2 separate regions of the Homo sapiens genome follow, and region 1 is linked to region 2. A link is a loop called in an ENCODE intact Hi-C map of the cell type or tissue named here. Cell type or tissue: gastrocnemius medialis. All regions are shown on one strand.

Evidence for each region. Peaks named below come from ENCODE experiments on the same cell type or tissue, not always from the same donor. Only the 100,000 strongest peaks of a DNase experiment are listed, where the experiment ranks them.
Region 1: it touches region 2 in a loop (3-fold over the local background); 45 of 110 quality-filtered maps call a loop at or near these places.

What each region holds. Positions count from the first base shown.
Region 1 is chr4:94,301,718-94,306,717 of GRCh38, forward strand. HPGDS (hematopoietic prostaglandin D synthase) reads right to left here. Exons shown (of 6, transcript NM_014485.3): 5 at 429-527. Among named protein-coding and RNA genes, the nearest start is that of HPGDS, 39 kb to the right of the region's middle. In gastrocnemius medialis, a CTCF peak has its summit at 2,852 (motif pointing right); no DNase peak of the experiment used is centred here.
Region 2 is chr4:94,593,293-94,598,292 of GRCh38, forward strand. The region is part of intron 7 of PDLIM5 (PDZ and LIM domain 5); the gene reads left to right. Among named protein-coding and RNA genes, the nearest start is that of PDLIM5, 140 kb to the left of the region's middle. In gastrocnemius medialis, a CTCF peak has its summit at 2,788; a DNase peak (open chromatin) is centred at 1,849; H3K27ac peaks cover 3,749 bases.

The DNA.
Region 1 (5,000 bases), 290 kb before region 2:
CAACAATATGATTACTGAAAATAGTATATGATTTTTTGTTGTTCTAAGCTAAGAGATATCTGTCTTAGATGTATAATCAGATTAGTGTGTTTTACAAATGATACTTCTTGAAATAGTTCTTCTCTAGTAGAGTACATATGTATTCTGTGTGTTCTCTATGCACCTCTTTTGCATAGTTAGGTTCATTTACTTTGCTTTGATTTTTAGGATAGCTTTTTAAGTTTTCGCTGCCAATATATAATTATATAAAATATGGTTCCAAAGTCAAATCTATTTTTTAAAAAGGTTTATTTAAAGAAGTTTAACCTTTGTTCTTGCTGTAAATTCTATCCCCTCCCTATAGGTAACTTTTTTTCAGTAAGTTTTTATACTTCTATTGGTTTGTCCTTTTATTTGCTTGAATTTTTTAAGATATAAAACATACTCACAGAGTTACCAATAAGCCATTCTCTCCCCCCTAAATATGTGTCCAAGTCTTGCATAAGATGAGGCGCATTATACGTGAGCAGCTCATTGAACATCTGCTCCTAGGAGAAGGAGAAAATATCACTTTAAGAATAATGAGAAGAAAAGTAACATGATCTGAGGAGGAAGTAGATTTCTCCATCTTTATTCTCCCACATGAATTCAAGAAGAAAGAGAAGTAGCTAGATTTTTTATTCAAATTTATGACATGGAGATTTAGGTCTGATTCTCTATAGATGTGAGTCATCTCTTTATTGCTCATGGATTAAAAAAATAGTTTTGTGTCACCAGTTCTTAGTTTCTTTGTGTATAATGACTAAATATTTTACCCACAAAATCTTATTTTTTCTTAAATTTACTAAAGTGAAATGATTCTCTTGTCTTTTTAGATTCCTAAAATTTCCCTCTTTCTTAACCTAGCTTTTTTAAAGCTAAATAATGTAACTGAAGGTAAAGAAATTTATTTTATTTCGTAAGGCTAGACTCTTCTAGTTTGGCAGTTCTTCGTTTCACTATTGCGTTTATAATGAATCATGATCTTGGGCCTTTATGTATTTTCTCATTGGACTACCATTGTGCCTCATTATCAGATTTGTCCATCTTGAATATCATCTACAAAATGCATCATCTAGTTATCCCCTCTTGATATATAAACAAATATTATTTAAAAATTAACATCCTTAGGAAAATATATATAAAACATCCATTTTTTTAATTGTCATCATTTTTCTACTTAAAGCTCTGAAGACCAAATAATTTACTCAAGGCCTCTTTCTTGATAAGAGATGTTTGTTTATATATAAGAATTCTGCCTGTTTGAGTCTTGGTTATGAAATAGAAGCCAAACTCAAAAATATAAAATGTATATATCATTTATTAATATGTCTAAATGATCTATAATGAAATCCAACCTTTATTAAGATAAGTCAGATAGTGGATACTGTACCAATTTGCTGATTTACTTGCTGTTATGATTATGACTTAGCTAGATGGTATATACTACCACAACATAATGCCTTATATTTAGAATACAATTTGCAAAAGCATCCTTACATACAGGTTGAGCCTCCCTAGTCCAAAAATCCAAAATGCTCCAAAATCCAAGACGTTTTGAGCATGCGCATGATGCCCAAAGGAAATGCTCAGGGGAACATCTCAGATATCGGTTCTTGAGATTTGGTATGCTCAACCAGTAAGTATAATGCAAATATTCCAAAATCTGAAGAAAACCCCAATTCTGAAATACTTCTGGTCCCAAGAATTTCAGATAAGGGATACTCAACATGTACTTACATATGTTTGCCAGATTTAAAAACCGAAGCTTATAAAGCTTGTCATTATTTTGACTTTATGTTCTTTCCCTTGTTCTATAAAGTGCTCTGTGGTCAGTATGTTCATAGTTTTAAAGAAAACATTAGTTATGAGTCTTTCTGCTGCTTACACAGAATTTGTAATCCCATTGAAGGGCAGTGAGTCGATAACCATGTGGTGCTTGCCACAGATCTGCTCACCTCAGTTGGCATCAGTCAGAAAAGTAATGGCCAATTTGATTGTTGGACAACTTTCCAAAAACTCCTGTGTGCACTCCTGGCAAATTCTGTTCTTCTAACGTGCATTTCCAGAGCTTCAGGTGCACCAATGTTTGTGTATATGCAGAGTCAAATAAAACTCTTATATCTGTGCTACTGACTTCTCCTTGAGCCCAGATTGTCTTTGTAAGTTTGGTGAATTATTTCAGTCTAATGAAATGTAAATTAATAAACAGTGTAATTAGTATTTAAGTTTCATTTTAAAGTACAATCAACCAAAATAACATAAAGAAGATAAGATTTGATTACACTTCTTTTTTTTTCCAGATATATTTTAAAAAACACATTTCCTGATCCATCCTAGATAGCCACTCCTTTACTTGATGGATTCAGAAATTTCTAGCCTCCCTTTTCAGAGGAGGTTTTTTCACCCTGAGAATTTGTTGCTATGAAAGTTTAACAAATGACTTTTAGAGAGGTTCGTATATTTCTCAAAAGCATTTTCAGATATGCACTACCAAAATTATTTTGTGTTGGAACCACGACATCAGAATGTCCTCAGGCCTTCTCATTCTTCTTCCCCATCCTGTTCTTTAGATGAGGAAATGGAAACACAGATACATTAAATAACCAAAGTAACACTAATGGTGAGTTCAAGGATTGTCATGGTGACCAATATCCAAAGGCATCTTTTGCTTTTAATTCTTTTTTTATTGGAAATGGAATTTTTAGTAATAAATACTGTAAAATTGTGTGTATTTGGTAGATTTTTAAGGTGTATATGACAAGAATATATTCACTATCCATCTTAAGTGCATCAATATTCTGCCTTTGAAATTTTCACCTGACCACAAGATGGCAGCAATGTAGCCCACTACCAACAGTCTAAGAAATGAAATACAGAACAGTGCATTTTTCATTATATATTAGCCAAGTCCTGCTTGTTAATTAGATAGTCTATAGCTATCAGCAATGTTTCTGCAACGTGTTCTGCCTTTGTATGATTTAATCATGAACTTGGATTGCTGTGTCCTTTGAAATTGTTTTTTTGGAATTGGTGGTATGTAAGAGAGTTGTTATTCTAATACAAAGGTAGAGTGTTACTCTTATCATAAATGTTCGAAGAATATTTTCCTCTGGGAGGTGGTCTCTGTTATGGAGCCTCAGCCACAGAAAGGTAGAAAATAGAAAAGTAGAGAAGAGCAAACTGATAAATTGATAGACTGCACATTAGGGGGGTGTTTGGTACATGGAACAAAAATCTTTAGACACTTCTAAATTGGAGAGCATCTGTTTCTACATTTATAATGATATGTAAAATACAGATGCCATGTCTGACAAATAGTAAAAACAATTAACACCAAAGTATATAACACTATTAATTATAATAGTTAATATTTAACACTTCCTACCTAGCCATAGGCACATATGCTAACATTTAATCCTGCCAACATACTTCAAAGTAGAGCCTGTTGTATTCCCACTTTACAAAGAGTTTGAACTATAAATAGGGAGTTAAGTGACAGCTAGTAAGAAGGGAATCAGGATTCAACCTGGCAGTTTGACTCCAGAGCCTAAATGTACTTATGTCAAAAAGTTGTATTTCTATCATCAAAGCTGAGCTTCATTATTTCCTGGCTAGGCCTATATATATACGTGTGTGTGTGGGCAGACCCTACACACCTTACATTTATATCATGGAGTTAGTCAATGTAAATACTTTTGTGTCCGGATATCTCTATTCAAATCAGAAGGTGCTAATTAAATAGTATTTACAATAAATACTAAGTAGATAGTATGTGCTTAAATATGTGCTTAAGTAAATTGATAAGACTGCCTGCTATTTGTGCTGTGGCTTTCGACTATAGGCTTTAGCTTTAACATGTACATAAATATTCATGCGCAGCTGTTTTGAACAGCTGCTTGCACTGTGGTATTATACCCAGTGGTTAAGAACCTGGGGTTTGAGTCAGTGACGATTTGAATTCCTTCTGCACCACTTCTAGCTGAACAATTTTGGGTAAGTTGTTTACACTACATGAAACTCTTGTTTTCTTACTTGGAAGATGAGGATAACAGCAGTTTCATTCTAAAGGAATGCTTAAATTAGTTACTAATTTAAGCAATTGTATACCTAGGTGATGAGGCTATGGGATCTAAATTCAGCTGTCTGGGCTCAGTTCACAGTTCTGTCAGTTGTGTGACTTTGGGCAACTCTGTAACTTCTGTTTCTCAGTGTCTTCATCTGGAAAGTGAGCATGACAATAAAAAGCACTTATCTTGAAGTGGGAGGAGGGCTGACTGAGATAACACATAGAGCTGAGAGTAACACAGGCACATGGTGTGCATTTGATGAGTGTGGTTCTGATCACTTATTCAACAAGTGTGTAATGCCTACTATGTAAAAGGCACTGTGATGGCGGTGGGGGATCAGTTGAATAATACAGACATGATTCCTACCCCACGATGCATCCAGCTTGAGGAGACAAACAACAAACAAGTAATCACACACCACCTGCCAGTCTCTTTAAAATAGAGACTGTGATGAGCGTCCTAAAGGAAACCACTAGAAGCTGTAATAAAGACGTCTATTTAGAATTCTGCATAAAGATGAATAATTTGACAAATATATATCATTTTGCATTCATCTCTAAACCACAGTAATGAATATTTTTAAAAAGATAGAACCCACAAGGAAGTGGAAAGAGAGGAGATAAGAGCAAACAAAATTTGAAGCTAGTAAGCAGATGGGTGAATGGCACCTGTGAAGGGAAAGCCAAGAACCAATCCTATCAACAACACAAAATCCTTAAATGGCTCAGGAAATGACCGGATATGTCTAGAACTGGGGTTAAGGAGGTTTGGGAGGGGATAAAATGAGGATTGGTGGAAAACTATTAAGCGGTTTTAGCATGGGATGTTCTTCATTTTACATTACTAGACAGCTGTCCCTTCCCCATTCTTAGCGGAAAACAGCCTAAGAATTTTTATAAATTTAGAAGCACA
Region 2 (5,000 bases):
ACTGTTTCTTCAGTTAGAAATATACTGTTTTCAGTCAGTTTAGGCTGCCACAAGATACACAGACTGGTTAGGTGGGACAGTAGAAACTTATTATCTCATAGTTCTGGAGACTGTAAGTTCTAGGTCAAGGTGCCAGCAGAGTTGGTGTCTGTTGAGGCCTTTCCTAACGGTTGTGTATGGCCACTGTCTCACTGTGTCTCCTCACATGGCTTTTTCTCTGTGGGGGCACAGAGAAAGAGTGAAAGCTCTGGGGTCTGTTCTTCTCATGAAAGCTCTGGGGTCTCTTCTTCTCATGAGGACATCAGTTCTATTGGGTCAGGGTCCCACCCTTATGACTTCATTTAACCTTAATTACCTCTTTAAAGGACCTATCTCCAAATAGTCACATTGTGGGTTAGGGCTTCAACATATGAATAATGGAGGGATACAGTTCGGTCCATAACATACACTAACTGTCTTTGTATACTAATCCTCATTTTGACAGATTGTCATTTAAGAAAAAATTATTCTTAAGTAGAATCATTGACTTGGACCCAATTGGAAGCATTGTTGTCACCTCTCTTTTGGTGCTTCCTTTTTACCTTTGGATGACAGGTATCTGTCTCCATATTCTCTTTTCTCAACTACAGTAAAAGTTCTTTGAATGTGAGAATTTTAGTATGCCCCACCATGTTTGGTACTAAAAGTTACTAATTATATATAATTGCATATTTTTCCAATTCTCTAATTTTAGGGAAGTTGTTTACAGCGTGGCACACACTATCTCTAATGGAATATAAGTTCGATATAAATATCAAGACATTAAAATATCAAAACATTAATACCTATATTGAAAGTAAAGTGAAACCATACCTAAGTCACTTGAAAGGGGAATTGTACTTTGTTGGAGTAATCTAATTGCCAAAAGTTGACACTTTTTTCTTGATATTTTCTGTTTGTTAATTAGTGAAAGACTTTTTTTCATTAAATGAACATTTGTTTTTTAATGTCTTCCTTTGTGTTTTTGGTGTGTTTCAACATGAAGAGCATGGTGATTCCCATGAGGAGAGAATAACAATTTTAGAAATAGGTATATGAGATGCTTAGTTAGTGCTCTGAACAGAAATACTAATAGAGAAAATTTTATCATTAATAAGGAAATGTTTAAATATAAGAATCTAATCTACAACATTGATTTAAAAGAGGCAACAGCCATCTTATCAGTAACTATTAATAATAGAAAGTTATTAATAATATATGGCCTACCAGAATAGAGAATTATGGGAGACCATAGAAAATTTTATTTAGAGATAATTATGTTATACATGCACACACACACACACATTTATGCCAAAAAATCATATTGTCAAAGTATATTTAAGTTAAAAAATGTTTTTCTTGATCTCACCATGTTCTCAATTTTCTACTATATTATAATAATATCAATCTTTGTAGTTTCAAATTTTTAATGCTATATATAAGTATAAAGTGGTATTTTAGTTTAGCAAAAGGATATCTAAAATAATGATCAAAACATTTTTATCAGTCTTTTCTTTATCTCCCTTGCTTAAAGAATGATGGGTTCTGATTTTTCACATATTTATTATGGTTGTATTAGTCTGTTCTCATACTGCTAAAAAGAACTACCTGAGACAGTAATTTATGAGGAAGCGGTTTGATTGACTCATAGTTCCACAGGCTTAACAGGAATCATGGGTGGGAGTCCTCAGGAAACTTACAATCATGGTGGAAGGTGAAGGGGAAGCTGGTACATCTTCACAATGGTGGAGCAGGAGAGAGAGAGAAGGGGGAGGTGCCACACACTTTTAAACAACCAGATCTCATGAGAACAATCTCACTGTCACAAGAACAGCATGGGAAAACCACCCCAATGATCCAGGTACCTCCTGCCAGGTCCCTCCCTCAACACGTGGGGATTACAATTTGACATGTGGTTTGGGTGGGGACACAGAGCCAAACCATATCAATGGTTAAGAATTATAAGGTATGATATGGCTTCCCAATTGTCAAAGAATTAAAATGCTCATTAGGAGAGGAGTGACTGCTTCTCCCTTTAGTAGAAAAACAATTCAAACTCAGGTTACCAATTACAATACACAAACTAAAACAGTTATGTTGAGCCGGGAAACCGTCTTCTTGTAGGCTATCTTCTAGCACCAAATAATGCCCACATGATTTCTGGCTGAAGGCCATCAGAATGGAATTTTAGCACTGGAAGAATAGAGTTAATGTTACTTCTTAAGGAGAAACCTATTACCTTTGTACATTCATTGAAAATTTAGGAAGCATAAATTACATATTTCTGAACATACTGTTTTGTAAGTTTTTTTAAAACTTTGTTGATATTCATTGACCCACACAAAATAGATTAATGAAGAAATAGTTTGCTGACCCATCCCATGTCTTCATTATTGCTGTGTTTCACAAACATACTGGTGTCTTGTGACATATCCTTATTAAGACACGTTAGTTGAGTATATTACCTAAAGCTGCTATTCTTAATAAGCTATGCAAAGAAAGCAGGAATTATTCCCTAGCCTGATATTTGCACATATTTTCATGAGATAAGAATTAGCAATTGGACTTGCCCCAAAAAATAGAACAGCAAGATACATTCCCACAAAATATGTTTGCCAACCTGTAAAAAAACCACCTGTCAAAAAATGGTGTATATGATCAAGTAATTTTTGTCTCTTGCAAAATATGGAATATTTGTAATTGATCTTTGATTTTCTGCTGGTTGAGTATACTGTTTTATGCAAATACTGTTTTGCTGACTACAATGTAAAGGTCGCCATCTGTTGAACATAAGTAATTACTACACTTCAGTTCCTTGTGAGACTAGTACTTAAAAATTATTGAGCCAAGAAACATAGTTCCTATGTATTTTCACATCCAAATTGTTTAATTCTGTTTAATGCTGGAAATGCCTGTTGTTGTTGTTGTTTACCAAATTAAACGTGTACTATTAGCACTTATAAAGATCTGTTATTTATAAAAGTCAGTGTTCGTAATATGCCAAGTTGGCTTTCATAATCCCAGAATATTCACCACGTTCCTTAGAGGCAGAATTTTGTCAGACCGGTAGTCCTTCTCTTATAATGCTGTTTGGATAAGTTGTTTTCCATTTCACCTTTAGAGAAGTAAATTACACAATAAAATTATTTTATTGAATTAAACCAGATAATTAAAGAAACTTATGTTTACTAAAACTCAGTATTGAAGAAGACTCCTGCACTTTAGTTTTTTTTTTTCTTCAAAAGAAATCACAACTTCAAAAGTTAATTAAGAGCATTGATGATAGGCAGACTTCAAAATCATGGAAGGCTTAATTTCTATCTTTTGCTGCTATTCTAGTTTATGTATTTCAGACACATTGCAGGTTTCAGAAGTCCAAGTTTTCCTACTTTTATATTATGTGAAGGTTTGTTTATTAGAATGATATGATTTTATAAAAGAAAATTGAACCAATATATTATATTATATAGTATAAAGCATATGACAGGTATGGATATTTAGACATCTTCACTTTCCTTTTAGTCAAATTAAAGAACTATCTACAAATTGCTTTTATCTAAAAATTAGTCTCATGTGTCCATGTATTCTCTTTTGTGTTTTTCTATTTTTGTATCTATTAAAGGGTATTGTTTGAATGCTACTCCTGTGTCCAACTCTGTAATAGGTGTTCATCTCACAGATGCACCTAATTAACTACTCCCAAAGATTCTGAATTTATATCTTTGAACAGAAGAATGTGTTAAAACTAAGGTGACACCTGTTGCGGAATTTTCAAGTTAGTGGTACACACTTATTTTGCCTCTTCACACACTTTATTCTTTATCCTGATATGCTAGTAATTTATAAGAAGAAAAAAATTGAGAATAAATTTCTGAAAGATTTTAATGTCTTCAGGTAGCTGTGTATCATTGGTTAGACAGTGAGTGAACTTGAAGCTTTAATACAGAGAAGTAACACTTAAGCAAATTTGGTGGAATCAAGTTTACCCTTGGCTTACAGCAGTGGAATCACATACTTGTTAAAATCAGCAAAGCTCTTAGCAGGGATGTTGGAGCAGCATCACAGGTATGTTTACAAAAAGTACACCCACCAACAGTAAAACCAAAAATCCTTTATATATGAAAGGTAAAACAATCAGATAACATCTATTCAAGGGATAAGTAAAAAACAGAAGTGATGTCGTCAAGGGTGATGGTGAAACTAATAAATGCTCTGTGTTGAAAGACAGCAAATAAAAATAACCAAAACCCAGAGGTTTATTTATATCCTGGAGGGATTTGAAGCCCCCCATACAGAAAGTGATTCTAAATGGTTCTCACTAGACTCTTTTTCTTAATGACTTACCGCTCAGGGTATGTAGAGGACTTACAGATGAGATTCACTGAGTACTATCTGCGTTTGTTTCAAATCCTGGATGGGAAAGAAAATAGAAGAGTGGTAAAAGGAAAATATAGTACTGATTTTCAAAAAAGGAAAAAAAAGTTAACTTCTAACCATAAACTAATTTGAACTTGAGATCATCTGGAAAAAAGTCAAGCAGGCATTCTGAAAAGCATGGCTAGTGAGCACTGAGAAGAGGAGGGCAGAATTGCCAAGACCCAGAATAAGTTCTCAAGAAACACATCACATCCAACTTAACACATTTTGGATAGATTGGGAGAGATGTTAATTTTAACAATTGATCAAAGAAAGACCCTTAAAATTCCTTTGAATTTAATAATGAAATGAGGTTGATAAGTATGTTTTTAAATGCATAAAAGGTTGAAGTAGTTTAACCAAAGAATATTGTTTAAAGGATTAATTAGTGACTTGGATGAGGAGATCCACAACTTGCTGCCCATATTTGTGAGTACCATGAAGCAGGGAGATATAGCATACATGTTCAATAACCAATAAGGTTGGCAAACCTAAATATCAAAGGAGAAGTGGGAATTTTAAAAGAAAATAAACCCAGTAAGAGTTAGTCATGTCGTATGGCTCCT